2 separate regions of the Homo sapiens genome follow, and region 1 is linked to region 2. Evidence: chromatin loops called from intact Hi-C (ENCODE). Cell type or tissue: heart right ventricle. All regions are shown on one strand. Links, peaks and the distances in the headings refer to the core of each region. The heading gives the core; the rest is flanking DNA. Region 1 has its middle 6.4 kb from the start of IUR1. Region 2 overlaps P2RY6 (pyrimidinergic receptor P2Y6).

Region 1 (5,367 bases), core at 266-5,265, 100 kb after region 2:
AAAAAAAAAAAAAAATAGGAACTCCCAGTGGTGCAGCTAGAGCTGAGGAGAAGGTGGAGTGCCTGGTGGCAGGCGGGGTGGGGGTACATGGGTCGGGGGTAGGGACATAGATTTAATTAAAATCACTCAGCCCATCAGGCCTGCAGGGGTCTTCTGTCAAGTGGCCATTCCCCGCTCCCCACTGAAGGTGCCCATCCCTCTGGGCTCTGTTTCTTCCTCTCATCTTTCCATTGTTATGTTATGTATTAGTTTGCTTATTGTCAATGTCTAGTTAGAACATAAATCCTGTTCACTGTTTCAAGATCATAAAACAGTACCTGGCTCAACAAGCTTTGTGGAAATTGCCCTTACTGCATTTCACCTTGTGTGGAACATGGCCCCTGATGCCACAGTCCCCCACCCACCCATGAGCATCTCAGCATCTGCCAGGAGACTGGCTGTGTGCAGAGCTTTGTGTTCCCCCGGTCCAGGTTCCAGTTCCCTCCTCTGATTACAGCCCAGCCTGGGTCCTGGGACTGAGAAAGTAAAAGCACAGGGTTGGGGCAGACTGACAGACAGTGGGTTTAGGGTGCTGCTCAGGGTGGGGCTCTCATCTGCCTGCCCCAGTGCTTCCACCCGAACCACACAAGCCCACAGCACCTAGACGTGGCCCAGGAGCTCAATCCCAGGCCCACACGGAGCTGACCCCTCCCAGCCAGTCGGGCTGAGGGTACAGCACTGAGCCAGAAGCTGATGACCTGTCTGCCTTGACTTGTGACCTGCCAGATCCCTAGGCCTTGCCGGGCCTGGCTCTGTCTGTCTGTACAATGATGGTTCTGGGCTGACTGGTCTCTGAGGCTTGCCAGCTCAGCCCACCCATGGCTTTTTCCTACCCCTTATCTACCTCTAAACCTCTGTGCCAGCCACTCCTGCATTACCCTGGGGGTACTCCTGAGCCAAGGATCTTAGACCCTCCCCTTCACCCTAGTCAGACCCTTTGCTGACCCTTCTCTGGGACCCAAGTCCTGGTCCTATCTGTCTTGGGGACCATAGGCAGTTGGTGCCAAAGACTGTCCCCAGGATACTTGGGATACTTTAAAGTCATCCAGTAAAATGTCATTCAGGGAAAATCTGTCCACATTTACCTGGCTCCAGCCCTCTAATCAATCCTCCTTTGGGACGCCTGCTCCCCTGACATGTCCAAAGCTGATGAACTCTTTATCTTTCCCCAGACCTGCTCTTCCTGTCACAACCTCAGCAAGAGCATCACCAACCAGCCGGTCACCTGGGCCAGGAACCCAGAAGCCACCAAGCCTCCTCTCATTTTCTGCCTGCCCTCCTCCCATCCTTAACTAAATCCTGGCCACCCCTCTGTGCTATCCTGGGGACTGTCCACCTCTCACCTTCCGCTGAACTGCCCAACTTCATCCTTCATCTTTTCCTCCTGAACCTCAAAAGCAGAGGGCCCTTTGACACTGCTGTCTGCCTTCAGTCCATGCTTCATGCAGCAACCAGAGAGGGACCCTGCTGGCCACACACCCAGCCTTGTCACTCCCCTGCTCAAAACCCTTCCATGGTTCCCACTGCCCTCTGGATAAGGTCTGGCTCCTTGGCCTGGCATTCGAGGCCCTCCAGGCTCTGGACCCTGCCAGCCTTATCAGCTCATCTCATGTGGCTGTTCGACTTGCAGCCAAGTATCCTCCAGCTCTCAGCTGTGGCTCACGATGTTCCCTCCACCTAGGAGGCCTCTATTCTTCCACATCTTTAGGTTCCTCCATCCTGAATCATCTGGAGAGTCCGCTCTGGGAATTGACTCCTTATTTAGGGAGGCTGGATAAACAAGGCTTTTCTCAGGCTGCATGTGTGTTTTTAGACTCAGTCAACATTTATCTATTTATTCAGGTACTCAGCCTTTCAAAAAGGATTTGAGGTGGGCTATTCAATATTGATTGTGGGCTACCATGTGCAGCAAAGTCCAGTGTGCACACACACACTCATTCACACACAAGGCCGGGGCACCATGAGAACCAGGAACCAGGCAGAAGCTTGCAAAGGCCTCATGGGGCCAGTGTGAGGATGAGGCACCTGGATTCAGAGGGAGGCCCACCTGGCTCAGGGTAACACAGACAGATATGGGGTTGAGGGTTCAAATCTGAGGTTTTCTGAGCCCAGTTCACAGGGCTGCCCCTGGAGGACTGAAGCCCAGCCCTGTCTTTAGAAAGTTCCTTGGTTATATGTAGAGAGGGGGCTCTGGAAAATTAAACAAAGCCCACCAGACAGCTCACCTCCCCACAGGGTGCTCAGTGTCCCATCTTATTTAGCCCCCTAGGGTCAGGGAGGAAGCAGGAGCTGGAGATGAGGGGAGGATTTGGAAAGACAGAAGGTAGTAACAGAGGCAGCAAAGGCTGCAGGTGGGGGAAGGAGACCCATAGCTTCCCTCCGTGGCCCCTGCTTGCATTTCCCTTCCCTTTCGCCCACGTCAGCTTCAAGATCTGTTCCTCTTTTCTTCTGCAACATTACTGGCTGGGGGCAGGCTGGGGCGAAGACTGTGGTAGCTGCTCAACCTCTAGGTTCTCATGGGAGAGAACCTAGGCCCCAGCCGAGTGGCGGCCCTGTGGGCACTGCAGACTCCAGAGTTCCCAGCACGCTTTCCGGCCCTTTTCTCCTCCTCTGTACCCCCAGCTAGTCTGTGAGCAGGTATCACCACACCCTTTCCGAGGGGAGGAAACCAAGGACCAGAGCGTTGGTGACAGAGGAAGGACTCCATCCCTTTGTTCTCAGAAGCTAAAATCCTCCCTCTAGAAAGTATCCCAGGTGTGGCTGGGCACGGTGGCTCACACCTGTAATCCCAGCACTTTGGGAGGCTGAGGCGGGCAGATCACCTGAGGTCAGACCAGCCTGGCCAACATGGCGAAAACCCATCTCTACCAAAAATACAAAATTACAAAATTAATAAAAATACAAAATTAGCCAGTTGTGATGGTGGGTGCCTGTAATCCCAGCTACTTGGGAGGCTGAGGCAGGGAGAATTGCTTGAACCTGGAAGGCGGAGATTGCAGTGAACCGAAATTGTGCCATTGCACTCCAGCCTCGGTGACAAAGCGAGACTCATCTCAAAAAACAGAAAGTATCCCAGGTGTCATCTGCTCCTAATCTCTGACAGCCTTGCACAGTAACTGAGTTCAGAAATATGTGTTGGGTTGGCATCAGAGAGGGCCGCTGAGAAGGGGCCTCACCTGTCTGCATCCTCCAGGCATGGAGGCACCAATACTCAGTCTTGATCTCCATGGGCTGTTCTAAATCCTGGGCTCCTCTGCGGTTTCACATACAGGGCATGGGACGTGGAGGTCAGCTCAGTGGGACTCTCCAGGCAGTGGGGAGGGCGGACAGGGGACAAAGATTCTAGTTTCATCTTTTGCAGCCAAAGGTGGGGCTGGCCTGGCCCACTCCTAGGTGACCCTAACTGACCCCAACAGTGAGTGGCTGGGAACTGACCCAGGCTGAGCTGAGGCAGCTGTCAAAGCAGCCCTAAAATTAGCCCCAACAGGGATAGGGAGGGGGGATCTGGCCCAGGCTTCAGGCTCCCATGGCCCCAAGGGACTGAGCCCACACCCCACTCAAGATGGAAGAGGTCAGCCAGAGTTTTGGCAGTGACCTACCCGGAGGCTGGGAGGGGAGATTCACAAGCTAGGATGAACATGGTTCAGAAGGGGGATCGATGGGCAGGAGGCACCCCCTGCTAGTTTCTTGGATCCTATGTGGCTCCCAGCCCCAAGCCCTTCAGAGCCCTGAGAGGAACCAAGGAGAGACTTCACTATTTTTGTTCTCCTAGAACAGGATTGAGGGGGCCAGCCTGTCCTTCCAAGGCTGAACTGGATAACCTCACACCTTAGCATCAACTCCCAAGAGCAGAGGAGGAGCCAGGAGGTGTGTTAGCCTGATTGATAGAGGTGTGGATTGGAGACACCTGGGACAGGCCCAAAGTCAGCCTCATCCTGCCCAGGCATGCAGCTCCACCCACTTTCCTCTGCTCTGCCTTAGTGCTCTGAGAATCTTATTTAAAATGCAGATCCTGGCTGAGTGTGGTACCTCATGCCTATAATCCGAGCACTTTGGGATGCCAAGGAGGGAGAATCACTTGAGGCCAGGACTTTGAGATCAGTCCTGGTAACATAACAAGACCCCACCCCATCTCTACAAAAAACTTTTTAAAAAATTAGCTGGATGTGGCGTCATGTGCCTATAGTCCCAGCTACTTGGGAGGCTGAGGCAGAAGCATTGCTTGATCCTGGGAGTTCAAGGCTGCAGTGTGCTATTGAGTATGATTGTACTACTGCACTGGAGCCTGTCGCTGACAGAGCGAGACCCCATCTCTAAAAACAAAACAAAACAAAATCGGGGCGGGGCGCAGTGGCTCACACCTGTAATCCCAGCACTTTGGGAAGCCGATGTGGGTGGATCACGAGGTCAGGAGATCAAGACCATCCTGGCTAACACGGTGAAACCCCATCTCTACTAAAAAAAAAAAAAAATAGCCAGGCGTGGTGGTGGGTGCCTATTGTCCTAGGAGACAGGAGAATGGCATGAACCTGGGAGGCAGAACTTGCAGTGAGCTGAGATTGCGCCACTGCACTCACTCCAGCCTGGGCGACAGAGCAAGACTCTGTTTCAAAAAAAAAAAAAAAAAAACAAACCAAAACAGATCATGATTCAGAAGAAGATCTGGGGTCAGGTATGAGATTCTTCAAGATTCTAACAAGGTCCCAGATTGGCCCGCAGATCACACTTTGAGCACAAAACTCATTTCCCGGGCAGCTTGGGTGGACCCCAAGGCCAGGGCCCCGTCTTCTCCTATACACAGGTATCCCTACCACAGGTAACCCCAACTCCCATCTTCAGTAGAGCCTGGCATGAGCATATGGGCACCCAGTATACTAGGTGGCTGGCTGGTTTATTGTGGGTTCCTGCATGGGCAGTAGGTGTGTGTGGTAATCCCCGGGCCTCTGTGTCTACTGCATGTCTCTTGTTACATGTGTAAAAAGTGTACAAAGATGCACATATACAATAATGATGAAATAAAAATAGCTAAAGTTTAAAAAGTAGATAATCTTTATTGAGCACTATGCCCAGGGAAGGTACTAGAAATGTTACACTCAGTATCTTATTTAATTCTCATAACAACCCCTGTGAGATGAGAAAACCGAGGCTCAGAGAGGTTAAGTGACTTGCTCAAGGTCACACAGCTGATAAGCAGCAGTAAGGACTGGAATATGCATGTGCACCCGTGCACCCAGTGCGCCCATCTTGGTGCATGTGAGCTTGTGGGCATGTGTGCTGTTGAGTGGGCACAGGTGATGCAGGAGGTGAGCAGCCGCAAGGATGGGGTGG
Region 2 (5,367 bases), core at 254-5,253:
GTCCATTCCTCCTCCCAGCCATTCACTCACCCATCTAGCCTGCCTTCCCTCATTCAATAGCTCACTCACCAACATGTCCATCTACCCATCCCTCCATGTGGCAATCCACTTACGTACAAACTTACTCAGCCGCCTTCTCCCCCCGCTTCCCTCTTCTTCTTTTCTCCACACACACTTATCGAGTACCTACTATGTGTCACCAGATCCTCCCACATTCCCCCATTTCACAGCGACTGCCCCTTCCACACGGCAGGCGCAGAGCGCATGAGGAGTGATGGACGTGGGCTGTGGAGATAGATGTGATGCCCCTGAGGACCCAGCTGCCTCATCCACCCCAGCCCCTCCTCACCACCAAACTGGCCTCAGAGCTGTTAGGAGACCAGAGCAGGGGATGTGGCTCCTCACTGTCCCAGGGAGGCCAGCTCCAGAGGGGGAAGCAGCATTCCAAGAGGGCGACCTGGAGGAGGTGGGCTTTGATTTGGAGCAGCTGAGGCAGCAAGGCAGGTGGCATGGGAGGATGGTGTGGGGAAAGAATGCTGCCCTGGGAGTTTGAGGCCCAGGTTCTTACTCCACCTTTGCCCCCAATCACTGACTAGATAAGCCCCTTCCCTTCTCTGAGCCTCCTCGGTAGAATATGGTCATACTGATCACCAGTGTGCTGGGAGGATGAAGTGCCACTCAGGGTGGCTCATCTTCTACCCTGGGAGGTGCAGAGGAGACTCCTAGAGCCTAGAGCATCAGAGCTGAAGGTGCCTTTAAAGGCATCGATCTCACCCCAAAGCCATTTTTACAGGCAAGGGGATTGAGGAACAGAGTGGGAACCCAAAGTTTGGATCACACTGAGAAAAATCAGGTTTGAACTTCTGGTAAACACTTGGTCAGTTGTGCACAGGTTGAGCACCTAGTGCTTGCTCAGGCCTGTGCTAAGAGGTCACTTCTGCCAGCTGAGTGTGGACCTCCTGGTTGGATTTGACCTGTGCTGTGGCCCAGGAGAGCAAGGTGGCCTTCAGCTCAGCAGCCAGTCCTTTGCTGGGTCCCTGGGACAACCTCCCGTACCCACTCCCAGCAGGGCGGGTCACTGTCCCAGGAATGGGAACAGCTCTGAGGACTCCTGGGAGGTGTTGGCCCCAAGGCAGGGCAGGGCAAGGCTTGGGTAAGAAGCCTAAGTGGTCTCAGTCCCTGCAACCTGGATGGATGGGAAACACAAAGCTGTCCCTATCATGCCTTATCCACCCAGACGTGCAGATCTGGAGACCCCTAATCCCACCGCTCTGCTCAGATAAGAGCACTTGGACTAACCTCAGAGGGGAAGGAAAGGCTCATGGGGTCCCACTTGACAGATGGAGAAAGAAACTAAGGCCAGCTGCCCCTTCCTCACCCTCTTCTCAGGGGTTCAAGGACATACAAGAGGCCTGGCCTGGCACCTCAACAACCACTGAGTACCCATTACCCACCGGCCTTTTAGTTCTTTGCCTTCCTAACAGAGTCTAGGTTTGAGGGCCCTCAGGACCTTGGAACCACAGCATCCTAGGGCTTGGGACTTCAAAGAATCTAAGGATGACTGAATCGGAGCCAAGGAACTGCCTTGCTCTCACCGGGCCTTAGCTTTGCCCATGGACCTGGCTAGGCCTAGAGGAGGGGGCAGGGCCCGGGAGGGAACACTCAGGTCTGAGGGGTCATGGGTGCACCTGGGAGGGAGTAACCTGCAAAGCTCATGGAGAAAGCATGTCCATTGCTGGGCACTGAAGGGCCAGAGGGACCTGGACACATAACAAGGCTGAAGAGGGCATCGCAGACAGGAGGCCCAGTGTGGGCAAAGGCACAGAAGTGGGGAATGAGCTTAACCTCTGTGAGAAATAAATAAATACAGAAGCCAGAGCAATGGATGAGCTCTGCAAAGAGGGGGCCTCAGATGGGAGGCCTGAGAGGGGCTGGCCCATCATGAACCTCCAAGGCAGAGCCTTCTTCTGGCAGAGATCCTCCCTCTTTGGCCTCCCAAAGTGTTGGGATTACAGGCATGCACCACTGTGCCCAGCCAGTCTCCCTCCTTCCCTTCTTTCTTTCTCTTTCTTTCCTTCTTTCTTTCTTTCTTTCTTTCTTTCTTTCTTTCTTTCTTTCTTTCTTTCTTTCTTTCTTTTCTTTCTTTCTTTCTTTCTTTCCTTCCTTTCTTTTCTTTCCCCCTCTCTCTCTCTGACTCTCTCTTTCTTTCTTTCTTTTTTTGACGGAGTTTCACTCTTGTTGCCCAGGCTGGAGTACAATGGCACGATCTCGGCTCACTGCAACTTCCGCCTCCCAGGTTCAAGCGATTCTCCTGCCTCAGCCTCCCAAGTAACTGGGATGTACAGGCATGTGCCACCACACCAGACTAATTTTGTACTTTTAGTACAGATGGGGCTTCTCCATGTTGGTTAGGCTGGTCTCTAACTCCCGACCTCAGGTGATCCACCTGCCTCGGCCTCGCGAAGTGCTGGGATTACAGGCGTGAGCCACCGTGCCTGGCCAGTATTGTTTCTTAAATGCCTATTCTGTGCCAGATGTTTTATCTGCAGTTCTGGGCAATTTGGTGGGGGGTGGATTATTCCCTCCCCTTTATAGACGAAGAAACTAAGGCTCAGGAAGGGCCAGTGAGTTTTCCAAGCTATCCCAGCCAGGTGGCATTTCAACATGTTCTTCTTGACCCTAAGGCCCCCTTCTCCATTGTTCCCCCCAAAATCGGAGCTTGGATGCTCAGATCAGGGGATTCCCAGGGGAGTTAGGTCTTCCCTGCATTGAGACCCTGTAGCCATGAGATGGCGCCAGAGGACAGCCAGCCCCGTTCCGTCACACAGCCAGGGAGGGGTGAGGGCAAGGCTGGTCTGCCCACAGTGGGGGGCCTCCCCTCGGGGCTGGCACTGAGCAGCCTCCGGACTGGGTTTCCAGTCTCAGTTCCTCTTGACCCACTCTCCAACCTTCCTTCCACTCACCCTCCCCAGATGAGCTGAAGCTCTCGTTCTCAGGTCCTCACCCTGGTCGATGTGGTCACAGGAGCCACTGGGGACGTGGCAGGGACGACAGGGTCAGCACCACGCCCTGTCTGTCTGACATAGAGGCCCTGGCCTCAAGCATCCACCGCCCATCTCCACCCGGGTACACCTTTGGCAAAACACGGCAGCCCCTCCCCTCACAGCAGAGACAGCCTCTTCCAGTTTCCTTTTTTCAGTTCAGGCGACAACCATGGGGTCAGTTCTAGAGCAGGAGCGACTCAGTATGGACATAGGAAGAAATGACAAGGGGCCTAGCCCTTCAGGCTGCGTAGATCCTATGGTCTCAGGATAAACTTTACATGACCCCACAGCCTCCCCAATCCCCTGAGGCCTTCATATCTAGCATGGATGAGGGGACCTGTTGGCCAAAGGCAGGAGCTGGAAGCCTGAGTCACTGTCTGCCAGCCAGCTGAGGCAGGAACCAGCTCAGACCAGGCTGGATGTGGAAGAGGCTTCCTAACCTTGGCCTGCCTGCCTGCTGGGAAATAAAGGCCTGGAAACCCCCTTGCTTGGCCCCTGGCCGGTGAGTTAGCAGAAAGGGCACAGGATGTCAGGGGTCAAGAGTTCGCTTCCTTCCCCTGAGGAGTCAGACAGGCTGGGATCGACCACCAACTTGCTGTGTGACCTAGGGAGAGCCACCTACCCTCTCTGAGCCTGGGTAAACAGGGCTACTTATGGTACCTACCTACTATACAGGGTCACTATACCCTCTGTGCCCCAGTCATCAACCCAATCCTGACTCTGGGCAGCCTCTAGCCTGAAGCAGGGTTGCCCCTGGAGCCCACCTGAGGCCAGCTTGAGGCCAGATTCCTAAAGCCAGTGCCTCCCTGGCACCCAGAAGACAGAGGGCCGGAAGCAGAGTCCTCTCACCTGGAGGAGTTCTGGTCCTACCTGTGGCATCTGGCTGGCTACAGAAGGACAAACCTGGCAGAAGGGAACGTGGAAGGCAGGGACCCTGATTTTTCTACTCCTTTCCCACTTCCCCTTCTCAACCTCCCACTCAACAGGAATTAAAGCTAAAACTGAAACAGCCATTTTCAGTGAAAGGAAGAGGAAGCTGCAGCTTTGGGGAATTTGAGGGTTGGGGCTGCTTCCTTTGGTTTCTCTCCAGCCTCTTCAAGCTTAGCAAAGATGGAACTTGCATCTCCCAAGACCCCACTATGTATGAGGGGCCCCAGTTGCCGAAGAGTGCACCCACAAGTCCCACCACAACCTGGACACATGTATTCATTGAGCACTAACGATGCACCAAGCATTGTGCAAAATGCTTGATGTGCCGTGTCTCATTCACTCTTCACAACTACTGTTTCCACTTTACAGATGAGGTGACTGAGGCATAGCAAAGTTAGCAAGAGGTTCTTTCTTGGGAATGTGAATGAAGAGGGTTAGAGACCACGCGGCCCCGGTGGGCACAGGGCTGAGAGGTCAAGGGCAGCCCTGAGACTGAGGAACTGTGTGGATAGCACAGAGGCCCAGGGAGCAGCTGTGACAGGGCAGCCCCCGGTGAGCAGAGGGACGGCCTGTGGTGCCCAGCCTGTATAAGTCCACGCCTATAGGGCCACTGCACCTCCCACCCAGTGCTCCAGGAGATCCCCAGGGCCTCCTAAAAAACTCTCCCCTGGAGCTAGTGGGAGAAGCTCTCTGTGCCTTGCCTGGACAACCAGGCTGTCCCATTTGTTTGTCTCCTTGTGGGAGAGGCCACTTGGTTCTCCCTTTGAGAAGGAACCTGCTGCTTAGCTGCAAGTAGTGCAGTTGGCTGATGGCCACAGTTAGTGCCTTCAGGATCCGCCCATCCTCCCAGATAACCAGGCTCCAGTCCGTGGGGGGAGAGATGGCCCAGGTCCAGCCACCTGGCTAGCCTGGCAGTCATTGTTCAGCCCCTCTGTAGCTTCTTCCCACCCAGTTCCCAGACCCCCTCTTATGATGACGACGCTGCCCTCTGATTTTCCTTTGGGGGATCCCCCTTCTCCCCTCTAGAGTCTTGGGGATCTGGGAGTGATGGGTCTGTGATCTAAGCCTACCAATGAGAGAAGAGTGGGCCCCTCAGGCCTGTAACTGGCTCAGGGTGGAGGAGTGACCTTCACTGCATGCCTCAGAGTCAATTCTGGCGCTTTTACTGGGGCATCAGGAAGGAGACAGGTCTTCCACAATATTTGCAAAGTTAGTAGAAAGTGAGGCAGGAGCTGCTGGAGCCAAGTGAACTAAGTTCCAGGCATTGTCCTGGGCGACGGAGATACTGCCACCAGGGAGGAGACTATCCACATAGAAAGCCAAGGAATGGCAGAGATGAGAGATGGGGATGCATCGTTTCCTGAGAACAGCATTGAGTGCCTGGTTTCAGCTG

The links. Peaks named below come from ENCODE experiments on the same cell type or tissue, not always from the same donor. Only the 100,000 strongest peaks of a DNase experiment are listed, where the experiment ranks them.
Region 1: it touches region 2 in a loop (12-fold over the local background); 72 of 110 quality-filtered maps call a loop at or near these places.

What each region holds. Positions count from the first base shown.
Region 1 is chr11:73,186,629-73,191,995 of GRCh38, reverse strand. No RefSeq gene overlaps it. Among named protein-coding and RNA genes, the nearest start is that of IUR1, 6.4 kb to the right of the region's middle. In heart right ventricle, for the core only: no CTCF peak of the experiment used is centred there; a DNase peak (open chromatin) is centred at 2,489; H3K27ac peaks cover 1,206 bases.
Region 2 is chr11:73,287,074-73,292,440 of GRCh38, reverse strand. The region is part of intron 1 of P2RY6 (pyrimidinergic receptor P2Y6); the gene reads right to left. Among named protein-coding and RNA genes, the nearest start is that of P2RY6, 17 kb to the right of the region's middle. RefSeq lists enhancers at 2,557-3,123, 3,675-3,724. In heart right ventricle, for the core only: CTCF peaks have their summits at 2,583 and 2,790 (motif pointing right); DNase peaks (open chromatin) are centred at 2,970, 3,308 and 3,457; H3K4me3 peaks cover 800 bases; H3K27ac peaks cover 2,903 bases.